2 separate regions of the Homo sapiens genome follow, and region 2 is linked to region 1. Evidence: read pairs that join two places in POLR2A ChIA-PET (ENCODE). Cell type or tissue: HepG2. All regions are shown on one strand. Links, peaks and the distances in the headings refer to the core of each region. The heading gives the core; the rest is flanking DNA.

The links. Peaks named below come from ENCODE experiments on the same cell type or tissue, not always from the same donor. Only the 100,000 strongest peaks of a DNase experiment are listed, where the experiment ranks them.
Region 2: POLR2A ChIA-PET joins it to region 1 with 6 read pairs; 2 of 35 experiments call an interaction of 5 or more read pairs at or near these places.

The regions. Positions count from the first base shown.
Region 1 is chr22:24,503,512-24,508,874 of GRCh38, forward strand. All of the region lies in intron 3 of UPB1 (beta-ureidopropionase 1), which reads left to right. Among named protein-coding and RNA genes, the nearest start is that of UPB1, 11 kb to the left of the region's middle. RefSeq lists enhancers at 1-145, 2,015-2,553, 2,554-3,090, 3,305-3,394, 3,815-3,864. In HepG2, for the core only: no CTCF peak of the experiment used is centred there; DNase peaks (open chromatin) are centred at 2,010, 2,870, 3,200 and 3,580; H3K4me3 peaks cover 638 bases.
Region 2 is chr22:24,590,830-24,596,192 of GRCh38, forward strand. LRRC75B (leucine rich repeat containing 75B) reads right to left here and starts at 2,244. Exons shown (of 4, transcript NM_207644.3): 1 at 2,034-2,244. The coding sequence starts at 2,210. It also overlaps a transcript of GGT1 not described here. RefSeq lists enhancers at 671-1,664, 1,665-2,657, 3,707-4,677 and a silencer at 2,142-2,371. In HepG2, for the core only: no CTCF peak of the experiment used is centred there; DNase peaks (open chromatin) are centred at 2,372 and 3,092; H3K4me3 peaks cover 2,129 bases.

The DNA.
Region 1 (5,363 bases), core at 238-5,237:
ATACCAGCGGCAGGGCTCGGTCACGCTGGACACAGTTTCCAGATCTACACCACACCGAGATGGCTCAAGCCAAGTGGCCAGAGGTAAGAACTTAAGAGGCCTCTCTCCCACCAGCAGACTGGGCTGCCCACTTTCCTGCTGCTTCCTTTAAATGGACCATCCAGGCATTTGGCCATTAACTTAAGGTGACCACATCTTAGTCATTATGTGTACTGCTAGTTGCCCCATACTCTCTCTGACTCTTCATTTCTCCCTCATCTGACCTGGGGACAGAGGACTGCCCTCCTGACTCATGGCACTCTCCTTGCCCAGGATCTGTAAGTAAAAAAATCTTTAAACTTGTTTCCTATTGCGATTGTGTGTTGAATTTGCACCTTCCATGAGAAGAACCAGGGGCTGCCCCAGGCTGGGTTTTCCTTGGGATACCGGTGGAAACACAAAGTTGGGCTCCTAGGGCCAGAGTGGTAGTCAGGCAGGGACAGGTCAGGCAAGAGCTGCCACACAGCATGTGCCAGTATAAACAAGTTTCACGTATGAGGGACCCCCTGGTCACGGGTTGGACAGACAGGCATTAGGCTGTCCACCATGTACAAGATGTATCCTGTGAAAGGCACACTGTAGAGACCACATCCAGCTCCCTTCATTTCCTGTTAGTGCTGGGTTGCCAACCGCTCTGGTACTGGAGCCCCCATTTAGCTAGGGACTCTCAGAACAAGTAGTTCCCTGAGGAAGAACACATCAGAGGTAAACTTTTTGAGGCCTTGCCCATCTGAAAATATGTTCCTTCTACAATTTTCTTGATAGTTTGGTTGAGCATCAAATTTTAGGTTAGAAATCATTTTCCTTCAGAAGTTTGAACACATTGTTCCATTGTCTTCTAGTTTTTTGGGCATTGTTGAGTAGTCCACAGCCATTTTAATTTGTGACCCATTGTCTATGACTTGTTTTTCTCTGGAAGACTGTAGGAGTTTCTCTTTTTCACCAGTACTCTACAATTTCATAATGATATTCCATTGTGTATATCTATTTTAATCCACTCTAGGCACTCAGTGGGTTCTTTTAGTCTAGAAACTTGGGTTCTGAAGCTCTAGGAAATGTTCTTGCATTATTTCATTCATTATTTTCCCCTCTTTTTTTCTCTTTCTAGACAGTCCTACTATTAGGATGTTGGAACCCTGGACTAGTTCCCTAATTTTGTTATGTATTTCCTCCTTTTTTTTTTTTTTTTTTTTTTGATACGTGGTCTTACTCTGTCACTGAGGCTGTAGTGCAGTGGCACAATCACAGCTCACTGCAGCCTTGACCTCCCAGGATCAAGCAATCCTCCCGCCCCAGCCTCCTGAGTAGCTGGGACCATAGATGCATACCACCACACCTGGCTAATTTTCTTGAATTTTTTTTTTTTTTTTTTTTTGTAAAGATGAGATCTGTGTTGCCCAGGCAGGTCTCAAATTCCTGGGCCCAAGCAATTCTCCCACCTTGGACTCCCAAAATGCTGCAACTATAGGCGTGAGCCACAGGGCCCAGTCACCACTTTGTCTTTTTGCTCAATTTTCTGGTGGATTTGATCTGATTTGTCAGTCAGCCCTCCTATTCAACCTTTCATTTCTGCTGTCAAATTTTGAATTTACTAGTGTTCTTTTGGTCTGAAAGTCCCTGTTGTATTACATCCTGTTCTTGCATCATGGTTGCGATATCTTCTCTTACCTCTAAGGATACTAATATTAAGTAAATTTTGTTTTCTCTCTTATTCCAAGAGTCCTTATTCCAAGTTGGACGCTTTGTTTGATTGCTCATATTTTAAGAATTGGGGATTAAAAATCTGTGAGCTCTGAGTTTGTAGTAGGGGCTCACCCACTGAGCTCCATTATAGGGTGATCTGATTTAGTGGTAATTCCCAGGTAATCCCAGTGTTAGTATCTCTGGGTCATTCTTTTCAGGCTGGTCAGAGTCCCCAGAGATTTTTCTGCCCTTGTGCCAAGAAGGGAAGGAGAACAAAGGTTCAGCATGCTGATGTTTACTCAATCCCTCTGTTTTGACACTTCACTTGCTTTCATCTGCCCTGCTCCAAAGCCAGAGAGCCTCTGCTGAACCATCTCTGGAGGATGAGCCTCTGGCCTTCTTCTGGGGTAGATGGGGCAGGTCCCAGCCTCTTGGTGTGGAGAAAGGACCTGGATTTCTAACTGCTTCTTTTTTTATTTTTATTTTTATTTTTTTTTGAGGTGGAGTCTTGGTCTGTCACCCAGGCTGGAGGGCAGTGGCGCGATCTCAGCTCACTGCAACCTCTGCCTCCTGGATTCAAGCGATTTTTCTGCCTCAGCCTCCTGAGTAGCTGGGACTACAGGCCCGTGCCACCATGCCTGCCTGATTTCTGTATTTTTAGTAGAGATGGGGTTTTGCCATGTTGGCCAGGCTGGTCTCGAACTCCTGACCTCAGGTGATCCACCCACCTCAGCCTCCCAAAGTTCTGGGATTACAGGCGTGAGCCACCGTGCCTGGCCCTAACTGCATTTTTTTTTTTTTTTTTCAGACGGAATCTTGTTCTGTCACCCAGGCTGGCATGCAGTGGCGCATTCTCAGCTCACTGCAACCTCTGCCTCCTGGGTTCAAAAAATTCTCCTGCCTCAGCCTCCTGAGTAGCTGGAATTACAGGCCTGTACCACCACACCCAGCTAATTTTTGTATTTTTAGTAGAGACCAGGCTTCACCATGTTGGCCAGGCTGGTCTCGAATTCCTGACCTCAGGTGATCCGCCCACCTCGGCCTCCCAAAGTGCTGGGATTACAGGCATGAGCCACTGCGCCCGGCCCCTAACTGCTTCTTAAATAGACCTTTGACCAGTCCTTGTTTATCATACTTCCCTGCTTCCCCACCTTCAGAGGTACCTGGTGCCCCTGGGTCCTGAGCTTTGGATAAGCAGGAGATCTTCTCTACTGCTAGCGGGACTCAGTTTTCTCTGATCTGCTGAGAGATTTGCCTGCATCTTTCCGCCTTCCAGCTTCCCGTGTTTCCGTGCCTCAGTGCACCATCCTTGTTGGGTATATGCCTTTGCATGAACATTGCTTTCCTGTCATGTTAATGGGGTTTCAGGAAAGAACACGTGTCTGTGTCCCAGAAGTTCATGTCGTTTTCCTATTTTTGTTACCTTTGTACTCTCACTCTTCATTAGACTATGAGCTCCATGAGGATAGTATCTGTGTTTGTTTTTCCCAACTCTCCACCCACCCCTGTTTCATCTTTAGTGGCAAGAATAATCCCTAGTGCATGACAGGCACTACAAATTAGTATTGGCTGGATAGTTGAACTAACATCTCCCCTTTCTTGGATCTGGAACTCCCCCTCATTTATCAAAGTCTAGCACAGGTACCCCTCCTTTGTGGGGCCCTGGGGACTCCCCCAGGACTCCCCCTGACCACTCTGTATTGCCAGGTTGTGTGGCCGCACCAGGTTCTAATTCATCTCCTTCCCTCTAGGCTGGCAGTTCCTGAGGGCCAGGTGTTAGGTCAGTGCATGTGGAACCTCGTCCCCTCTAGTTGAAGAACTGTAGTTGGGACTTTGCAGCCAGCCTCACCCAACCTCACTTCCACATCCTTCTTTTGAAAGTGTGTTTACATTAGAGTGGTTGTGTAAACAGGAAAAGAAGCTGCTTATTCTCTGGGGGCACTTGACTCACTCCTAATGCTCTGAAAGCTGAGAATTAATGGTCATTAAGGAGCATTTGTGTTTTCAACAGCTTTTCTGTTGGCTTCCTTAAAATAATTCATCTCTCTTCACAGAAGGCGAGCCTGGGGAGCCTTGAGCCTGCTACCAAGGCCCCCAGGACTGTTGCTGGCAGTGCCTGCCGCCTGCTTGGCAAGATGGTGGTGGTGCCATTGGCGGGATATTTACTGTGGTACTCTCTTAGGACCAGGCTTCCTGGGACCGGAAGGAATTGAGAGGCTGAGGCTTCTCTTCCTTCTCTGTGAAATAAAGGGGGTGACACCAGCTTAGGGATGTTGGAGACGATCTGCCTATTACGAAGATAGGAGTTATAAAGAAATACTTTTTAGGCAACTAGAAAGGAGTAAAAGGAATAAAGGAGTAAAGGTTCTCAGTGGAAATTTTCCTGTAATAAGAAGCAACTCCTGAACCATTTCTTTTCTAACCGAAAAGGCGGCTTAAAGAGCCAGGCCAGCAAGCTTTGATATGCAAATGTCGGCAATTAGAAACTAGGTCCACCCAACATGGCAATTCCTGCCCTCTTCTCCTTGTCACCACCTGTGCCAAGTGTCATGACCGCCTCCAGATAACTCATACATGTTCAGGACATCATGGCAGCTCACGTTTGCATATTAAAGGGCTAAGGTGGGAGGGCTAGATTTTTTGCGGGCTACTTGAATGTCACACCTGGTCAAACCAATCCCCTGGGCCCTATGCAAATCAGACCCCACCTCCTCCAGCCCCCCAATATAACCAACCACTTTTCCGCTGCACACCGGATTTCTCTTGGTTCAGACTCCCCTGGCCCCCTCCGCCGTATGGGGGAGCTGTTTTCTTCTTTCTACCAGGCACCATGCTTCACATATGCCTGGCATTTAGGAGATACTGTCTACAATTGTTAATTCTAAAGGGGTCTTAAGGCCCTCGCAGAGGCCAGTTAAACACTGCCCCATCACATCACACAGCTTCCTGCACACCCCCCTCAAGTTAGTTCAAAGTAGCTGGAACAATAGCAGACAACTGGAAACTTCTGTTAGGCTAATCCCTCTAAAAGTAATGGACTTGGGGCCAGATGTGGTGGCTCACGCCTGTAATCCCAGCACTTTCTGAGCCTGAGGTGGGCGAATCACCTGAGGTCAGGAGTTCGAAACCAGCCTGGCCAACATGGTGAAACCCTGTCTCTACTAAATATACAAAAATTAGCTGGATGTGGTGGCGGGCACCTGTAATCCCAGCTACTTGGGAGGCTGAGGCAGGAGAATCGCTTGAACCCAGGAGGTGGAGGTTGCAATGAGCCAAGATCGTGCCACTGCACTCCAGCCTGGGCAACGAGAGCGAGACTCCGTCTCAAAAAAGAAAAAAAAAGAAAGAAAGAAATGGACTTGGGCTGGGTGTGGTAGCTCATGTCTGTAATCCCAGCACTTTGGGAGGCCGAGGCAGCTGGATCACCTGAGGTCAGGAGTTTGAGACCAGCCTGGCCAACATGATGAAAACCCATCTCTACTAAAAATACAAAAAAAATTAGATGGGCATGGTGGTGGGCTCCTGTAATTTCAGCTACTTGGGAGGCTGAGGCAGAAGAATCGCTTGAACCCAGGAGGTGGAGGTTTCAGTGAGCCAAGATCGTGCCATTGCACTCCAGCCTGGGCAACAAGAACAAGACT
Region 2 (5,363 bases), core at 257-5,256, 87 kb after region 1:
TTCCCAGGCACTGGGGCCAGAAGCTCTGGAACCCCCCAGCACTCTTCCGTCCTCCTCTCTCCCCCAGCTCACCTAGTCATCCCTTCTCTCTCCCCACCACTCCTGCCAAGATTCAGGCCTCCAGCCTCCTCTCCTACCCATCCCTCACCCCACCGCCTGCATAGACCTGCCCTGGCCTTCCTGCCTCACTCCTCCACTTTCTCCTCCTGTCTACTCCCACAGGACTGGTGTGGGGCTGAATACTCTTTCAGAGGGTCTCTTTGTTTTGAGACGGAGTTTTGCTCTTGTTGCCCGGGCTGGGGCGCAGTGGTGCGAGGTCAGCTCACCGCAACCTCCGCCTCCCGGGTTCAAGCAATTCTCCTGCCTCAGCCTCCTGAGTAGCTGGGATTGCAGGCATGTGCCACCACGCCCAGCTAATTTTGTATTTTTAGCAGGGAAGGGGTTTCTCCATGTTGGTCAGGCTGGTCTCGAATTCCCGACTTCAGGTGATCTGCCTGCCTCAGCCTCCCAAAGTGCTGGGATTATAGGCGTGAGCCACTGCATCTGGCCCAGAGGGTCTCTTTAGAGGACATTTTGAGAGCTGATGGGGCAGCCACAGCCAGGAGGGGCCTCTAGACCCCATGTGGGCCTTCTCCAATCCATAGGTGATATGCTCTGTGCGTGGGTCCCAAGCACAGGAAGTTGGGCCAGGCAGGGGAGGCCGTGGGTCACAGCTGCAGGGTCCCTGCAGGTTATGGAGCAGGATAGGCCCCGGCTGGACCTCAAATCCCAACCTCTGAGACACAAAGAGGTGGTCTCTGAGGATCCTTCTTTCCCTCTAGTTTCCCAGCTAAAATGCCCAACTGGTGTCTTGGACTCCAGGCAGCATCCCAGACTGAGATCTGTGCCTCTGGTTGTCTGGCTGATTCAGTGCTGCTCTGCTGTTTGCCACAGATGCCAGCTAGGGAAGATCCAGGAGGAAGGCTGGCTGATGAGCCTGGCAGACCCAGACAGGGCCCCAGACCGCAACCTGCCAGCCTGCCTTCCATGGGTCTAGACAGCTCCTCTTAAACGGACAGCTCCATTTTTCCAGCCTGCTGAATCCAGAGTTGGAGGAGGTGGAGAAGGGAAGGGAGGAAGAAGGGCTCTGGCCCTGGCTTGCCCCACATTTTCTCTGTGGGCCCTGGGGTGACCACTTCGCTCCATGCCTCAGTTTCCCCATTTCTAATCTACCTTCTGCAGGCCGAACACCTGCATGGCTGACTTCCTGCTCACAGGATGGGGCAGGTAGTGGTGGTAGCTGCTGTAGGGGGTGGGGACGGGGTGGTGAGGGAAGTGGCATGCCCAGGTGATTGGGGGGACCAGCATCCTGGGACAACCCAGGGGTTGGGATCTGGGTTTAGTGTACCTGGTGTGTGTAGGAGCAGAGCCACCACCGGACCGAGTGTTGTGATGCACAGATGCTGGGGATGTGTACTCTAAGGGCATGAGCCGCCTGTTGGAGAACTGGTGATGCATGGATGGCTCTCTGTGGGCTGCCATGGTGTCTTGGGGTGAGGCTGCATCCCTAGACCAGCCCTGGGTCCTCTCTCCAGGGTCCACTGTCTCCCGGATCCTGGAGGAGGGGGAAGTTACCCTCTTCCATTGTCTCTCAATACAAGATGATTTGACCTCACTTGCCACTCCTCCCGGGCCCCTCCCATCTTGCCAGGGCCTGAATTTGGGCTCTTAGGTCCAGGCTACCGGGCCACCCTCAACACACACAACCCCTCTCAAACCCCAAAGACCCGGACACACTCAGCAGCCCCCTCCTCCACACGGTCCGCCGACCTCACCCAGCCCTCACTCCAGGCGGTCGCCCTCTCGCCCACGCAAGACCCCGCGTGCTGCAGCCTGTCGCGCCCTCGGAACCCGCCTGCGCGCGCCAGAGACCAGCTCCGCCTCGCCTCCCGGCGGATACAGGCCCACAACCCATAGCCCCGCGCCTCCCAGACCCCCAGACCCCCAGACCCTCCCTGGCCGCCAGCCCAGGGGCGGACGGCTCCTTCTCTCGCCTGGCGCAGGAGGCGCAGCAGCTGCCGGGCGCGCTCCGGCCGCCGCTCGCGGAGCGTGGACTGGATCTCGCGGAGCCACCGCACCCGGCGCTCGTAGGGCGCGGGCCCGCAGCCGGCCGCCGCCCCGGCCTCAGAGCCAGCCTCGGGCCCGGCCCGCCGGCCCAGCCGCGCCCCCATGGCCGCCGCGCGATGGTCGCCGAACCCACAGGAGGCCGGGCTGTCTGCGCCCCGCTCCCGGGGCCGCCCCTAGTCGCCCCGCCTCCAATCACCGCGGCCCTGCCCCGTCCGGGTCCGAAGGCTGAGCGCCCGCCCCACCCCGCGCCGGAGCGAGGCCAGTGGGTTCCTCGGTTTGGCCTGATCACACTGGAGGAGGCCCTGCTTGCGTCAGTCTTGGCGCTAGAACCCGAGGGCCTGGAGCCGCCAGGGGAGACGCGGAGCTCGGCCGAGACGAGGTGGCTTTTGGCACCTCTTTACCCTCTGGCCCCAGTGCTGACTGGGGAATAGTCGCTTTGACCGTGCAAAGAGCATTCTAGGCGGGGTGGGGGGGTTCTGCTGTGTGTGCCAGTGTTAGGTATTGCCCCCATTGCTTTTAGAAATATGCCCTGCATGGTGAATCTCCGTCTCTACTAAAATACAAAAATTAGGCCGGGCATGGTGGCTCACGCCTGTAATCCCAGCACTTTGGGGGGCCGAGGCAGGCGGAATCTAAGGTCAGGAGTTCAAGACTAGCCTGGCTAACATGGTGAAACCACATTTTTATTGAAAATACAAAAAATTAGCCGGGCGTGGTGGCGGGCGCCTGTAATCCCAGCTATTCGGGAGGTTGAGGTAGGAGAATCAATTGAACCTGGGAGGCGGAGGTTACAGTGAGCCGAGATGGCGCCACCGCACTCTACCCTGGGTGACAGAGCAAAACTCTGTCTCAAAAAAAAAAAAAAGAAAAGAAAAGAAATCTCTGCAGCTGGCAGTTGTGGTGTAGGACCTGCTCACGCTACATGGACACTCCTGCACTGGCAAATATTTACTGCCTCCTGCTTCTTGGTTTGGGGCAGGCCCCCACCTCTGACCCCAGCCTGGGAAATAAACCGGACGAAGAGTCAGGTTAACCGTTAAGCCCAGCTCTGGGCAAGCTGGCAGCAGGCGGGCTGTATCTGCCGCTGGCTTCAGTCTGCCTCCCTGACAAGGGGTGGGGGTGGCGGCAGGCAGAGTGAGATGGGGGCCCTGGCTCCTCTGAGGACCAGGGTGAGGTACGGACCCACCCAGCTCAAGGTGTATCCCACTTCCCAGGGCTCCCTCAGCAGAAGCCTAGGTCTCTGCTGCAGGCCTGCTGGGCCCCTGCAGCCCCAATCCCGGCTCTGGGACGCTCACATCTCCTGCGTGGGGAACGTTTGAGGCACTGATCTGCAGTTCCCACTTCTCTAAGCAAGGAGCACGTGTTTAGCCTGTGAGGACTGGTACCTGTTGTGCAGGAAGGGCTGAGCACTGTCCGAGGGCATATATGAGGGACGACAGCCAAGCACCCGTGTGTATGTGTGTGTGTGTGTGTGTGTGTGTGTGTGTGTGTCTGCTAATTACCCTATGAAGATTCAAGGTTCCTTCCTTTGGGTTAAGCACTGCCTGCCCAGAGATGGCAGTGGGGAGAGGGCAGGGTGCTAGGCTCTGTCATCCTGTGGGGCTGGGCCCCTGAGACAAGGCAGAGGACAGCAGGATGTCTTAGCCCCTTGACCATCCACGGACCCCCAACCCCTGCTGGAGCAGTGCTTGCACCCCCTTCTCCCCTGGCACCTGCCAGCTGGACCCAACAGCCTCTCCTCCCACTCCAGTGCAGCCAGCATTGTCCTGGGGCCACCTTGGCACCACAGGTTTCCTCCCTGGCAAACCTGCATGACGGCCTTGCGTGCCCTCCCCCAGGGCCAAGGCGCTGTTGCTGAACTGAAGTGGCAACCTACCCGGTCAGAGCTTTAAGCTGCAGCTCTGATGCCCCAGGGACCTCTCAGACCCCCCTGCCCAGAGCAGGCAGCCCGGTAAGCCCTCCTCCTCTTCCCCTGCAGCCTCAGGGCTGGAGCCACAGCTGGGAGGGCTCCCAGATCCTGACCATATCCTCCCAGAGGCTGAGCCAGGCCTGGGCACTGTCCCCTCAAATGTGAGAATACTGGGCAGGGGGAGGGGAGAAAGGAGGGAATGGAGGGCTGAGCCTGGAGGCATGAAAGGGGCAACCTAGGCAGCGGTATGGGGGAGTGCTCAGAGCTTAGAGTCCTGTGGAAGGCAGAGAACTGCCCCAGCCCCTGCCTCTCATCCCCCACCCTCTGTGTCCCTGGCCGAGAGGTTCCTGGAGGACATTTTTCCAGCAAAAGAGGGAGGGTGGTGTCTGGGCCTAGATCCTTGGATGGGCTTTTCTCTGCCTGCTTGTGGGGTGCCTAGGGCGAGTGGGCTTTTGGAGACAATTTCTGGCCTAACCTGACTTGGACAGCAGCCCCCAGAGGCACAGCTCTCCCCTCAGGCATGGGGGCATGATTCCACCTCGCTAGCCCACATGTGTTCTTCACGGAGGGCTGCTGGCCCGTCTCCCTGGGGTTACCCTGAGCAGCAGAGCTGTGTTTGTTGAGACTCCATGGGGTGGAGGGATTGCGATGTTGTCCTCTCAGTTCCCGGGGCTGATGTGGAAGCTCAAGGGCTTGCCCTGGATTCTTCAGGGTAGCCCTGCCATCCCTAGTGAGTCAGTGAGTTGGGAGGTTGGGGGCTGGAGAATCAGGTAGGGAGGACACAGCTAGACCTCAGGCCCTGATGGGAACGTACTAGGCTCCAAGTGGGACCTGCCAGGAGACAAGAATTGATGACAGCCACACCTTTGGAGTCTCAAGCCCTCTGCCACCCATGCGGTGGCCTAGTTCAAATGACAGGAACACAAGGTCCAGCTGGCCCAATGGGCAGGTAGAGGGCTGCAGCCAGGGCTGGAACTGGCCTTGCACTGCCTCTGGGCCCTTCTCTACCCACCCAGTAGTATTGTTCAAGCCCAGGAGGGAAAAAGGCCAGCTCAGGGTTAATGTTACCTCAGCAAGTAGCTGAGTGGCACTGAGCCTCCTGGTAGCCACTGTAAAGAAGGACACAGAATGGTTTGGGGGCATTCGCTAGGAGGAAGGAAGCAGATGGATACTCTATGGAGACAGAATGTCCTCTGTGTTTGCTCTACAGGAACGGGTTGTCAACCTTCTGCAGGGCCAGGAATTGTCATGAGGCTGTAGTAGGCAGCAGAGCTTGGCGGGGTGAGGCGAGATCACAGGTATAGGCTCAGGGCCTGGATTCAAATCCCCTGGGCTGCCACTTGTTGGA